2 separate regions of the Homo sapiens genome follow, and region 1 is linked to region 2. A link is a contact called in ENCODE Hi-C or POLR2A ChIA-PET data. All regions are on one chromosome and are shown on one strand. The core of a region is the stretch at or near the end of the contact, and the rest is flanking DNA. Distances in the headings are between cores, read along the strand shown. Region 1 overlaps SYN3 (synapsin III). Region 2 holds the start of RTCB (RNA 2',3'-cyclic phosphate and 5'-OH ligase).

Region 1 (6,992 bases), core at 2,668-5,167, 470 kb before region 2:
CTGATTTACTCGGCCCTGTGATTGCCCTAGCTCAGTGATATGAGCTCATGCATTTTCTTTATTGATTTAGTCATCACTGTTATTTGCAGCCAAAATCATCTTCATATTCAGAAGATATAAGCAGATACTGTCAAAAGTCTTTTTTTTTTTTGCACCCAACTCCATGGTGCATAAAATTCTTATGAATGCTTTTATACATGACATTCCATTCAAAATTAGTGGCAGGCAATTGAAATTATACACTATGTAAGTGTTAAGATTAGTTTCATTCTCGGAAGTGTTTGTTAATAGCTAAAGCTTAGAAACAACCTAACTGTCCATCTGTAGGGAACTGGTTAAATAAATTACGGTCGAGCCACATAATGAGATACAATTATAAATAAAGAAGCATCTCCATTTGTACTGATATGAAATGATTTTCTTTTCTTTTCTTTTTTTTGAGACAGTCTCGCTCTGTCGCCAGGCTGGAGTGCAGTGGCGTGATCTTGGCTCACTGCAACTTCCGACTCCCTGGTTCAAGCTATTCTCCTGCCTCAGCCTCTTGAGTAGCTGAAATTACAGGCACGTGCCACCACACCCAGCTAATTTTTGTATTTTTAGTAAAGACAGGATTTCACCATGTTGGCCAGGATGGTCTGTCTCCTGACCTCGTGATCCGCCCGCCTTGGCCTACCAAAGTTCTGGGGGTTACAGGAGTGAGCCACCGCACCCGGCCACGAAATGATTTTGAAGATATGCTACTTTGAAGAAAAACAAGTTAGAACAGTATACAGGAGACTTTGAAATCCAAGGTCATAGAAAAACATCTGAAGTTTATTGCCTCAATTCTTTATGTGGATTGGCTTATGTGATCCTCTTAGCAACACTCTGAAGTACATGTTATTGTTACCATTCTCTTTTTGAAAGATGGGTAAACTGAGGCATGGAACTGTTAACTAGTGTTCCTGGGATCCCACAGTTGTTTAGTGGTAGAACTGGGGCTTGAACCCAAAGTCTGTGCTCTAAACATGCAATCAATTGACCCCTGGGGCTATTGGAAGAATTAAATGAGCTCTTGTGTGCTTAGCCAGTGTTGGCCTTAACCAGTAGTTCTCAAAGGGTAGTTCATGCTCCAGCAGTTTTAGAAATTTGTTAGGTGTGTATTTGTTGGGAAATGTGTTAGCTTAGAAACGTTTCCCAGGTTCGGCCAGACTTTGTTTTACATGGTAGCTGCATGCTGACGTGTTTCTTGGCTGGTATGAGTATATGAAGTCCCACCTAGCAGGGGAAAGAATAAGTCCCAGCTAGAACTTGAGGAAACATACCTAAGTGTTGTTACCACCTTGCTTTCTTGTCCAGCAGCCATTGATTGGCCACCACTATGGACTCAGCAGGAAATTATACTGTAATCAGTGATGTCTGATGTGGGCTTAGGAGATACCAAGATTCTACTACCACTCTGAGGCCGGCTGTTGGATCTGTACACACCAAAACTTGCCAACTTATTCCCCTCATCAAACTTAGCTACGCCATAGGACAGGAATCTCAAACCCTTTCCTTCCTTGGTGCATTTCACATAATAGATGCTCAGTAAATGTGCACTGAATGGAGATATCATCACAGTTCACCTGGTAGCAGCTATCTTTTTTTAAAAAAGAGAACCTAACAGGAGTTCTCAGCCTTGGCTGCACATTCCAATTACTTAGAAAGCTTCTAAAAATCTCCAAACCCAGGTGGGCACTTCAGGTCAATTCTATCAGAATATCTAGGGGCAGAGAAGAGGAGGAAGAACTAGTTTTGAGAGCTCCTTGGGTGATTCCAATGTACAGCCAAGATTGGCGAGCCACTAAACTAGAATGAGGAGGGTTGATCTGACAGCTGCCAAACCAGTAAACACACACAGCCCCAGACACAGTGGGTAAAACCCAGAGGGCTTTCTAGAAAGCTGCTCCTACCCTCTGCTTCTTTTGATGGGCATCCGACTGAGCTGGAAGCCATCAAGATCCTGTCTTAAGAGGTTCCCAGTTTCCTGTCCACAGTGGAGGGTGCAGCTGGAAGCATTTATGCTGGAAGCCCTTACTGGGTTATGGTCCTAAAAATTACTGCCATATGTCTCCAGCAGGGAGGGCAGGGTCCACATTTGTTCCCTGCACCCTCTGCAGCCTCTTTATGTAGCTGCTCAATACTCACCCATGGGGGCCCCCTAAATAGCTCCCTTTAGTTTCATAATTTTATTGAGCTTCTAGATTCCTTGCAATTGGCCAGACCCTGGAAATTCAGATATAAATTCAACATCACCACTCGCTGGTGGAGTTCACAGCCTGGAGGGGGAAATGGGAAGTAAATCAACTGCTAGGATGTGACACAGTCAGGGCCTGGTGGAGAATAGTTCAGAGAAGCAAGGGCTTAGAGGAGCTGGTTGGGGGGCGGGGGGACTTCAGAAGCCTTCTGAGGAGAAGTGGTAATAGCGCTGAGGCTTTTTTATTGTTTTCTTTTTAAATATTCATATACATATTGCAAAGTTCGGAATAATCTTACACATAGATAGTTGAACACACTACTTTGACAAATATTAACATTTTGCCATGTTTGCTTCAGATCCTAAAAAAAAAAAAAATTCTGAACTATTTTAAGGCTAGAAAAAGTACAGAGAATAATTTAGCAAACACTCATAAACTAAGGTGGTTAAGACACCCGCTCTGGAGCCAGGCTACTTGCATCTGCCGTGTGACATTGGAGAGGCTGCTTGTCCTCTCTGTGCCTCTGTCTCGTTTAAACACACACTTCAAAGGGCAACTGTCAGGATCAATTAAGGTAATACTCTGAAAAATACAAGTTCCCAGCACTCTTAAATGCTAACTGTTGTTTCCCTTATGTTCACAACTGAGTTTGTCAAATCTTAACATTTAGCCGAATTTGTTTTAGATTTTTTTTAATGAAAAGAAATATAATACCATAGGTACTTTTAAGGACTCCTGTCTACACCCTTCCCTGCACTGATGACAGACAAAATGTTAGCCAGGCGGTCAGAGTGGGAAAGTCCATGTTAGAACATAGGGACAGGGAAGGCCCTGGCTTCTGAGGAAACCCTCTGATGTGGTCAGAAAGGAAGATGACCTGACCGATGGGCAGGGGAGGAGGCTGGAGAGGCAGCCGCAGCTTGTCAGGGAAGACCATCAGGCGTTTCACCTGACAGCCCAGGTCCCGTCACAGACAGACGTCACATCCTGCCCTCCCCTGTCTCCCAGGAAACCCTCGAGGTTCCTTTTTTTTTTTTTTTGAGACAGAGTCTCGCTCTGTCGCCAGGCTGGAGTGCAGTGGCATGATCTCGGCTCACTGCAGCCTCTGCCTCTTAGGTTCAAGTGATTCCCCTGCCTCAGTCTCCGAATAGCTGGGACTACAGGCACATGCCACCATGCCCAGCTAATTTTTGTATTTTTAGTAGAGACGGGGTTTCACCATATTGGCCAGGCTGGTCTCGAACTCCTGACCTCAGGTGATCTGCCCTACTCGGCCTCCCAAAATGCTGGGATTACAGGCGTGAGCCACTGTGCCCGGCCTCAAGGTTCCTTTTTCACATCTTTCCTTTAAAAAAAAACAACTATCAAACAATGGATAAAATAAAGAAAGCTCACCCACTCTTGCCCCTCAACCTGGAAAATTCCATCCTGTGTCAGCTAGCTTTGAGGGAAGATGGAGAACCTAGGGAACCAGCGAGAAGTGGCTGGGCCACCTGAGATCAGCGCCACCTGGGTGCTCTGGGGGCGGAGATGGGTGATTTAGGGCTGTGGCCCAGGCAGGAGCGTTTAGCATCTTTTGGGCCCAGCTTCTCAGTCTTGCACTGAGGAAGCAGCTTGGGAGGGGGTGCCCTACCAGGCAGATATTTCCTGCTGAGCGAGCTGATAAGTGAGCCCTCTGACTAGTTCAATAGTTAACCCGACAGAGCACAGATGTGGCCTGTCAGACAGAGATATGTGTGGGGAAGGCCTTGGGTATAAGTACATATTAGCGCCTGGCCTGGGTTTGAAATGTGCTCTCCCATCACCCCTCGGCAGTACCATCATTTTTCATCTCAAAATGGGCTTTCCCCTTCCCCCACTCCTCTCTCCTCCACTCCACTGCCCCAGCATCCGTTCCAGCCGCTGCCGAGGAACAGCTGCTCTGAGGCCCATCTCTCATCAGCTGCCTTATCTCTCCGATGAATAATGTTCCCCTTCCCCGAGCAGCAGCCTGGCAGGAGGCCCGCCCCAGCGCTGAGCAGGCTGCTGACAGCGCTGGAGCTCAGGCAGCTGTCGGAGAGCAGGGCTGCCCCAGGCCACCACGTGGGTGAGGGCTAACCCCTCTGCCTCCCGGCGACATGCCACTTGAGGCCCCATTGCCCTGGCGAGCTGCAGCTCACAAACTCAGCCTTTCCAAGCACATCTCAGCAGCCCCTGGGTGCAATTGCCATGCTGGGTGCTGGGGAAACAGGCATTTCAGACATGGGCCCTGTCCTTCAGTGGCGAGGGCTGTTTACGAGACGCGCAACTTGTACCTAACAGTTCAGACCTCTGTATTTAGTAGTTCTTAGGAACATATTAACTACTCCAGGTTTCAGTTATCCTCATCTGCAAAATGGGCTAGTAATAGTGGAGTGTAAATGCTGGTCAGTTCTCTGCTCACATCCTCTTTGCCAGCCAGTGCCCCCAGCGGCTCCAGGTGTCATGGTAATGCTGTACCCGTGGCCTTCTCCATTTCTTGGGCTGATGGTAACTGCATCCCTGAGACGGCTGAGAGGGTAAACCCTCTCCACCACCACCCACCAGGGGGTCAGTGACTGATTGCTCTTGGGGATACAGAAGCCCAGCGCTCTTTCCTCAAAGTGGGACAACTCCATGGCACTGTTTTTGCCCCAGAGCCCCCCTGTAGACCAGGCCAAGGCCAGAGCTTCTCTAAGACAATATCCCTCCTTGGCTTCTTCCCCTTCCTTGAGCTACCACCGTCACCCCTCACAGTTTTCCTGAAGAGGACTCCCTCCATGAGTCACTGGCTTGCAAATCCCTACTTTAGCCTCCACTTCTAGGGAACCCAGCCCAAGAGAAGTAGCTACTTTACAGGGGTTTGGGGTGAGGATGCTATGAGATCATGTTGAAATGCCTTTTGCAAGCATCTGGCACTCAGCAAGTACCCAATAATGAGTAATCGTGATTCTTACAAACCAGTAACACCTGACAGAATGTAACAGGGGAGCTCAGATGCACAGCTACAGTGGGAGGTGGGAGTCAAAAACCTTGGCTTCAAGTTCTGGCATGGGAGACAATCATCCCAGGAAGGTCCCCCAGGGGTCACATAGCCCAACTCTCCTTTGACCAATCGGGAACCTGAAGCTGAGAGAGGAGAAGCAACAATCTCAAAGACACAAGAGCAGAGCTGGGACTAGAAGATGTCTTGATTTTTCCCACCACTCCTCATTATTTTAACCACTTTCTGATCCTCTGTTTTCAGTTATTTTTTTAAAAGGGTTGTTGACTTTATATGGACCAGGACTCTGAGAAGAGAAGCCATTTCCATGTGGATCCCTTGAGTACCTACTATGTGCTTAACACCGGCTAGGTACTCAGGGAAGGGGTCACAAAAGTATATTCCTATCCTTACTGCTGTGGTCTGAATGCCTGTGTTCCTCAGAGTTCAAATGTTGAAATCCTAACCTTCAATGTGATGGTATTAGGAGATGAAGTCTTTGGGAAGTGATTAGCCATGAGGGCAGAGTTTTCATGGATGGGATTAATGCCCTTATAAGTAAGAGGCCCCGAGAGAGCTCCCTTCCCCCTTCGACTATGTGAGGACGCAATGAGAATGTGCCATCTACAAACCAGAAAGCAGGTCCCCCACCTCCCCAGCATCACATCAGCTGATGCCTTGGTCCTGGACTTCTTAGCCTCCAGAAATGTGAGAAATAAATTTTTGTTGTTTTTAAGCCACTCAGTTTATGGCATTTTGCTGTAGCAACTCCAAGTCTGTCTCTCCAGGATCTATAAATGTGCCTGGCACATATTAGTGCTCAATACATTTTTGTTAAATAAATGGAATAATTAATTAATCAGTCCGTGTCTTGGCAGATCCATGAAACTTTACCTCCCTGGGTAGAAAATCTGTTTAAGGGTATGTGATGCTCAGGCAGATCTTAAAGAGACTGCAGCTGCAGAGTTTCTAGACACTTAGAGATTGCAGAACACTTTACTGTTTTCAAAGACTGTTTTCAAAGTGTGTGTGTGTGTGTATGTGTGTGTCTGTGTGTGTGTTGGTTACCTTTATTTTTTTTAACCAGTCAGTATAGTGATTTTCAAAAATTTTTTAAGTGCATTGTCAACATTTAAGTAATTGAGAATTTCACATAAATACCCAGATTTAGGTATCTTTTGAAAAGTCACAAGGGCCATGCAGGACCCTCATTCCCACATGGCCATAATGGCTTAGACCTTAGACTGGGCCCCATTTGCTTATTCCTCACTCCTGGTTTCTCCCTCCTCATCCTCCACAGAGGCTTCCATTAGCTGCCCTTTGTCTTAGTGGTTGTGCCCTCCTACAGAAAAGTGAAATATACTTCATACTATTGAGTGACAAAATGAAAGATATGTGAAAGGACATGCCTGCTTCCAAAAAAGGTTGAAGAGAGCATTGTGGAAATGAAGGATATTCTTATGTGCTTTATATGAAAACAGAGAGTGTGTGTGAGAAGAGAAAACCGAAGAGGCCCACCTCACTCAACCATGGTGGTACCTGCTTGGCCCCCTGGGGTAGTGGCAGGGAAATCACATAACACTCAACACTCAGAAGTATGGACCCTGGACTAGGCTGGGGCTACAGAGAGGAATAAGATGAAGGACTTGTGTTGAGGATTTAGAAGCTGAAGGTCTGTTAAGGTGTCTCAAGCATGAGGCATTGGAGGAGAAAACCAGAGTGGAAATGAGGAGTGGAGAGTGTAGGGACCAATCCTAGACACTTCTGGAGGGAAGACTTAGCAGCTCTGGTGG
Region 2 (6,414 bases), core at 1,913-4,412:
TTTTTCTTTCTTTCTTTTTGGCATTGTTGTTTGTTTGGGGAGGTGGAAATATGTTTCTAAAGAAATTCTCCAATCCTGTACAGTCCAGGGGTCCCCAACACCCAGGCCCAGGACCTGTCCCGGTCTGTGGCCTGTTAGGAACCTGGTTGCACAGCTGGAGGTGAGCGGCCGAGGAGTGAACATTACTGCCTGAGCTCCACCTCCTACCAGATCAGCAGCAACATTAGATTCTCATAGGAGCACAAACCCTATTGTGAACTGCCTGTGCAAGGGATTTAGGTTGCACGCTCCTTATGAGAATCTAACTAATGCCTGATGATCTGAGGTGGAACAGTTTCATCCCGAAACCATCCCCCAATCCCAGTCAGTGGAAAAATTGTCTTCCATGAAACCAGTCGCTAATGCCAAAAAGGCTGGGGACCGCTGCCCTACACTACCGTGCATGCTCTCCCACTTCCCTGCTTCTCCCCCACTGCTTCTACAATGGCTAAGTCACATCGGGTGACAGTACTCCAAAATGGCCTTTCCTTTCTCTGGGGCATTCACAAAGTAGGGCCAGGGTAGAGGAGGGCCTGACTCTCTGTAGGACCTGGTAAAGAAACCATCTCTCAGCTGGGCATGGTGGCTCATGCTTGTAATCCTAGCACTTTGGGAGGCTGAGGTGGTCAGGAGTTCGAGACCAGCCTGGCCAAAATGGTGAAACCCTGTCTCTACTAAAAATACAAAAATTAGCCGGGTGTGGTGGCACACACCTGTAGTCCCAGCTGCTTGGGAGACTGAGGCACGAGAATCACTTGAAACCGAGGGACGGAGCTTGCAGTGAGCCAAGATCGCACCACCACACTCCAGCCTGGGCGACAGCCTTTGAGACTCCATCTCAAAATTAAAATAATAAAAAAAAGAAGCCATCTCTTCCTCACGCCTCAGACAAACCCAGACATGCCCAAGTTTTGACGTTATCTTCATTGTCACATCCTTTCCAGGGTTTCCTTTTGATTTCCACCGACCTGAAGTATGAAACATCCTCAAAGCAGCAGCCAAGTTTCCACGTATGGGAAGGTCTGAACCTGATAAGCAGACAGTGGAGGGGGAAGTCAGCCCCTTGATTGCCGGTTTGCAATTCACCCCAGGAAGTAAATGGTCCTTAATCCTACAACTACTGTAAACCCAGAAGGGAAAGACAGTACACACTGGAATTGTAAAGCCCTTGTGAATTGCTTAGGCAGAAAGTTTTCTTTCTTAAGCCTTCAGGAACCCAGAATAAGGCAGACTCTGTTAAAGGGATAAATAGAGGTGTCTGAATGTGAGTGTATGCATGCTGCGTGTGTCTGTGTTTATGTTTGTTTGTTTGTTTGGGGCAAGAAAGATTCTAGGACAAGAGCTAGGCATGTACTTCTGACCAGGTGGGTAAGCAACTCTAAGTCTGTATTTGTATTGGTCATTCTCAGTGGAAATCCCTTAGGCCCTCTAGTGGTTTTCCCCTACCTGCATATTGGTTTTCATGTTTTATATTCACTGTTACTATCTTCTGTGTTTAATTAAAATTGTTTTCTATCAACTTCAATCTTGGTTTTTTTATTTGAGAAATGGCCTGCCCTGAATTTTTAAAAAATAAAATAAGAGGCCAGCCACAGTAGGCCATGCCTGTAATCCCAGCACTTTAGGAGGCCAAGGTGGGCGGATCATGAGGTCAAGAGGTCGAGACTATCCTGGCCAACATGGTGAAACCCAGTCTCTACTAAAAATACAAAAATTAACTGGGAGTGGTGGCACGCACCTGTAGTCCCAGCTGCTTGGGAGGCTGAGGCAGGAGAATCGCTTGAACCTGGGAGGCGGAGGTTGCAGTGAGCCGAGATGGCACCACTGCACTCCAGCCTGGCGACAGAGCAAGACTCCAACTCAAAAAAATAATAAAATAAAATAAGACATAGAAAAGGGAAGAGACCTAAGGTTGCACAGACATCAAGGCTTGATTTTAAAAGAGAATTCTTTACCTCTGAAATCTTTCCAAGAAGGAACAGGGTAACCACAGGAAACTCTAAAAGTTGTATCACTTCAAGCTTTGGGATTTTTCACCCACCACAGATTCAATGAAATGGCAGTGCAGAGTACTAAACTCAGACAATTCATAACTGAGAATGATATTAATGTGTCAGAGCACCTAATCAATGGGGAGAAATTGGGGCAGAAGAGAAGAAAAGCGGAACCAGTGTAGATAATGCAACAAATGAATGGAAACTACATACTGTTTTTTGCAGCACTTACAGTCTAGTGGGGGAATGGAAAGAGGAGAGCTGTTTATAGAGTGCTTGCCGTGTGCCAAGCCCCGTGCTGATTACCCCTCCAGTGTCACTTCATTTAGCCTTCTACTCAAGAAAGAATTATGATCCCATTTTAGAGATGACGAAACAGAGATAAGAGGGGTTAATCACACCAAGTCAGTAAATGGCACAGATAGAAATTGAATCTTGCGTCTTTCTAATCCCAAAGTTGCAGTTGTTGACATGAGGCCGAACTGGAAACTGAAATCACTTAAAGCTCACTTACCACTATGAACAAGAGACACGGCGTATAAAAGCATGATTAAAGAGGTCTTGATCATCAAATGCGGCTAGACTGGGGAGTTTTGGCGATCCATAAGGGCTGTGATTTGATCATTTTGTAGTATATGTCTGGCCACAATAGATGCACCCACAAGTGTTTGTCAGAATAAATGATAAGCTGCCATGCTTCATTCTTTGGGATGCTCCTTTCTGACCAAAAAAGTTATTTGGTGTATATCCAGATTCATTCTGAAACATAAATGTTCAGCTATGGTATTTACTCAAACAGGTTTTTCTTTCTCAGCTGCTGGCGTTATCTTTTTCCCCTCCCAGCTGAGGGTGTAAACTCCAAGCCAATGCACCGAACCTGACCCAGACTCAAGGTGTTTTCATAAGCTGCTGAAAAGCATTTCCAAAACAAAAGATAACTAGATTATACTTTAAACTTCTGGATTTCGCTTAGCTGTAGTTTAGAGGAAATCGACTAATAAAGATCCTAAAGTTATACACTACAGGACAGTACAACTTAACCAGAGGAAAGACATTGGCCTGAAGAATTTTGAGCCTCGGCGCTTGCCGTTGCTCATCTGCTGCGGCGCTGGTCGCGCCTGCGCTTTGGTTCTTGGAAGGCGGTGCTCTGAGAAGCCGGACTACGCGGCAGCGGCTCTTCAAAGCGGAGCCGGGAGTTTTTGCTACAGTTTTCGCCACCATGAGTCGCAGCTATAATGATGAGCTGCAGTTCTTGGAGAAGATCAATAAAAACTGCTGGAGGATCAAGAAGGGCTTCGTGCCCAACATGCAGGTAAGGCAGGAGAGCAAATGGCGGGGCCTTCCGTGCTCCGTCCCCGGCCCGGCCGGCGTCCACTGCGCCCTCTGGACCTCCCCTGACCACTGGGTCCGCCCCGGCCCCTTGCAGAGTTTCCCTCATCCCGTCCTTCTCCCCTCACGGTTCTGGGGCCGCCCAACCTGTTCCGGCACCACCTCCCGCCAGGAGAGGTCCCCGAACCACGAGGACAAGCTAAGTGCGGTGGATATGGGAATCTAAATAAATACGAAATTGGGGTTTCCAAAGCGTTTTCACAGATCAGTCTCATAAACGTATCGTGAGCTGTTTTACGTTCACAGAAACTTCAGTGATCTTTTCCAGGGTGGAACAGCCAGCCCCAGGTTCATTTGCTGGGACTGGAATTCACCTCCTCTGAGTCATGCTGGTTATTTAAATAACGTTTACAAACCTTTGTTCACTAAACCAGGTTTTCAGCATTCAGTATCGCATGTTGGTTTTTAATAAAGCGATGTCATTTCTTGCAGTAGCGCAGGGCAGGGCCTGTTTGATTTTAATATTCACTTCACAGAAGGACCTCGAGGATCTGTCGGTGACATAGCTTCCTCTACCCACCTAGGAAGAAGCTCAGCCAGGACTTGATGTCCGGTTTACTTCTTTGACGTCCCAGATGGAGACTTGAGGGCTCAGGATCATCAGATAGTTTGAAAGCCTGGGCTCTGTATCTCTCGGCCTTCATCACCATCTGTGCTCATATTTTTATTAATGTGAAAAAAGAAAACGTTTATGAAGTTTTGCAACGTATTTTTAAATAGTTTTTGAAATCCCTGAAGGTGCCAAGTAAATGCTTCAAAGGTTTACCGTCTCGTCTCACGTCTTGGTAAACAGCTCCCAATAGTCACTCCATTCTTTTATTCAGAATCAAAGCTTACTGAGTTTCCCTTGTTGGCAAGTCACTTACACTGAGGGAAGAAAAAGCGCACGGGGATAAATCTGTGTTCTGTTTGCTGTTTGGCCACTTTCTTTGTGTGGAAACCGTTACCCTGAAGGAAGGAATAGAAAATCTAACATAGGGAGAGCGCAGTGGTTCATGGCCTGTAATCCCAACGCTTTGGGAGGCCAAGGCGGGAAGATCCTTTGTGCCTAGGACTTTGGAGACCTGCCTGGGCAATATAGTGGGACCCTGTCTCTACAAAAAAAATTTAATTAGCCAGGCGGGGTGGTGTGCACCACAGCTACTCAGGAGGCTGAGGCAGGGGGATCGCTTGAGCCTGGGAGATCTTGGCTGCAGTGACCCGTGATCATTCTAAACTGCACTCCAGCCTAGGTGACAGAGTGAGTCTCAAAAAAAAAAAAAAAGAAAAGAAAAAGAAAACACCATGACATGATTATCTGTAGGATCTAATAACACAGACTGTCATTGTCTGGCAGGTGTTCTGACTCAGCCTTTGATGCACACACTGCTGCTCATTCTATCTAGGGGCAAGTCTCATTTTGCTAGGCAGTTCTGGTTTAAGTTTGTATACAGCACTTTACTACCACCTTTCCTTTGGGAATAGAGACTTGGAATGTTAATGCATTGCTCTTAAAACGCTATTGACTTCTAAGCGTGAATTGTGCTTCCATATGAGAGCAGTGAATTTCACACAGATAATCATCTGTTACTAAATCTCCATTTCTCCCCCAAGACCCACATGTTGGACTAAAAATTTCTCTTTATTCCCTTAAAACACTCCCTTCCCATCTTTACGTCATTTTTGCGTTTAGTTCCTAGATGTTCTGCTGCGCCAGTGATGTCTCTTGTCTTCAAAGAACCAGCTCTACAGGATCTCTGTGAAACCTCTCCCAGCTCCCTAGACTGTTGAGGCACTTCCTCATCAGATTCTTCCATAGCACTGTGTACTTAATGTTATGGCACTTGCTTCATTGCACTCTGATATTCTTATCAGAATATAAGGGCTGTACTGGCTGGGTGCGGTGGCTCACGCCTGCAATCCCAGCACTTTGGGAGGCTGAGATGGGCGGATCATGAGGTCAGGAGATCGAGACCATCCTGGCTAACACGTGAAACTTCGTCTCTACTAAAAATACAAAAAATTAGCTGGGCGTGGTGGCGGGCACCTGTAGTCCCAGCTACTCGGGAGGCTGAGGCAGGAGAATGGCGTGAACCCAGGAGGCAGAGCTTGCAGTGAGCCGAGATCATGCCACTGCACTCCAGCCTGGGTGACAGAGCAAGACTCAGTCTCAAAAAAAAAAAACAAAAGTATATAAGAGCTGTATTGTGTACTGGGAGCTCCTTGAAAGGAAGATCTTATATTCTTTCTATCTCCCCTAGTGCCCAGGACAGTGCTTCATGCATAGTAAATCCTCAGTTAATGTTTGGTGAATTAATAAATGTGACCCTTAAGAAATTATACTGGAAATATTTTCCATCAGTGGGTATTAAATTGTTATTTATGCAATGGTGATGAAGTCATCTTTCTGATAAAAACTACATTCAATTGATTAAGTGTTAAATCTTTGGTTCTCCATTACTGGACAGCTCTTTCACAATATTTGACCTGTGATAAAAATGTTCTGCTCTTTAGTGTTACATAAGTATGTCGTCCATTGCCTTCTGTGTGCTGCCTCTATTGTCAAGCTTTAAAATTATAGATTTTTTAAAAAATTATATAGCTTTCAGAACTGAGCACACAACTACGTAGCTGCATGTTAAATTTTTCTTCTCACTATTTACCTAACTAGAGATTTGTAAGTCACCACTAGAGCACAATAAAATGTAATTTGCTATTGGCTTAAACACAGAATAAACATACTAGGTTAGATGACTACGTTTTATGTTTAGAATTGGACTTTTTGATTCATTTGGTTTTTTTTTTTAATTTTCAAAAAACCATTGATATTTTTGAAGCTTGAGGATTAAGACCTTTGGGCTTTGTGAGAGTATAGTTGGAAGATTTTTCTTTATCACAAAAAGATGCTGAATCTGTTGAATTCTTAAATGTGGTTTTGAGGGTATGAGAATAAACAAAACAATTTGTGAACATTGCAGAATTTTTCTTAAGGTATATTTTCCGATGGGAGCAG

The links. Hi-C counts contacts between places; a loop is a spot of excess contacts on that map. ChIA-PET counts read pairs that join two places held with the same protein, here RNA polymerase II (POLR2A). Pooled maps may share reads with other maps.
Region 1: a pooled map shows a loop between it and region 2 (3-fold over the local background). The contact joins the enhancer-like site here to the promoter of RTCB in region 2. A Hi-C loop is called at or near these places in 3 of 50 pooled maps. POLR2A ChIA-PET finds 5 or more read pairs at or near these places in 2 of 52 experiments (BJ and T-cell).

What each region holds. Positions count from the first base shown.
Region 1 is chr22:32,878,321-32,885,312 of GRCh38, reverse strand. The region is part of intron 4 of SYN3 (synapsin III); the gene reads left to right. Among named protein-coding and RNA genes, the nearest start is that of TIMP3, 80 kb to the right of the region's middle. RefSeq lists an enhancer at 2,997-3,291. Within about 2 kb of position 3,917, at least 10 of the 41 ENCODE cell types and tissues checked have a DNase peak (open chromatin) inside an H3K27ac peak, as active enhancers do.
Region 2 is chr22:32,408,995-32,415,408 of GRCh38, reverse strand. It overlaps RTCB (RNA 2',3'-cyclic phosphate and 5'-OH ligase), which reads left to right and starts at 3,162. Exons shown (of 12, transcript NM_014306.5): 1 at 3,162-3,345. The coding sequence starts at 3,253. BPIFC (BPI fold containing family C) reads left to right here. Exons shown (of 17, transcript NM_174932.3): 17 at 984-1,564. The coding sequence ends at 1,106. RefSeq lists an enhancer at 3,013-3,192.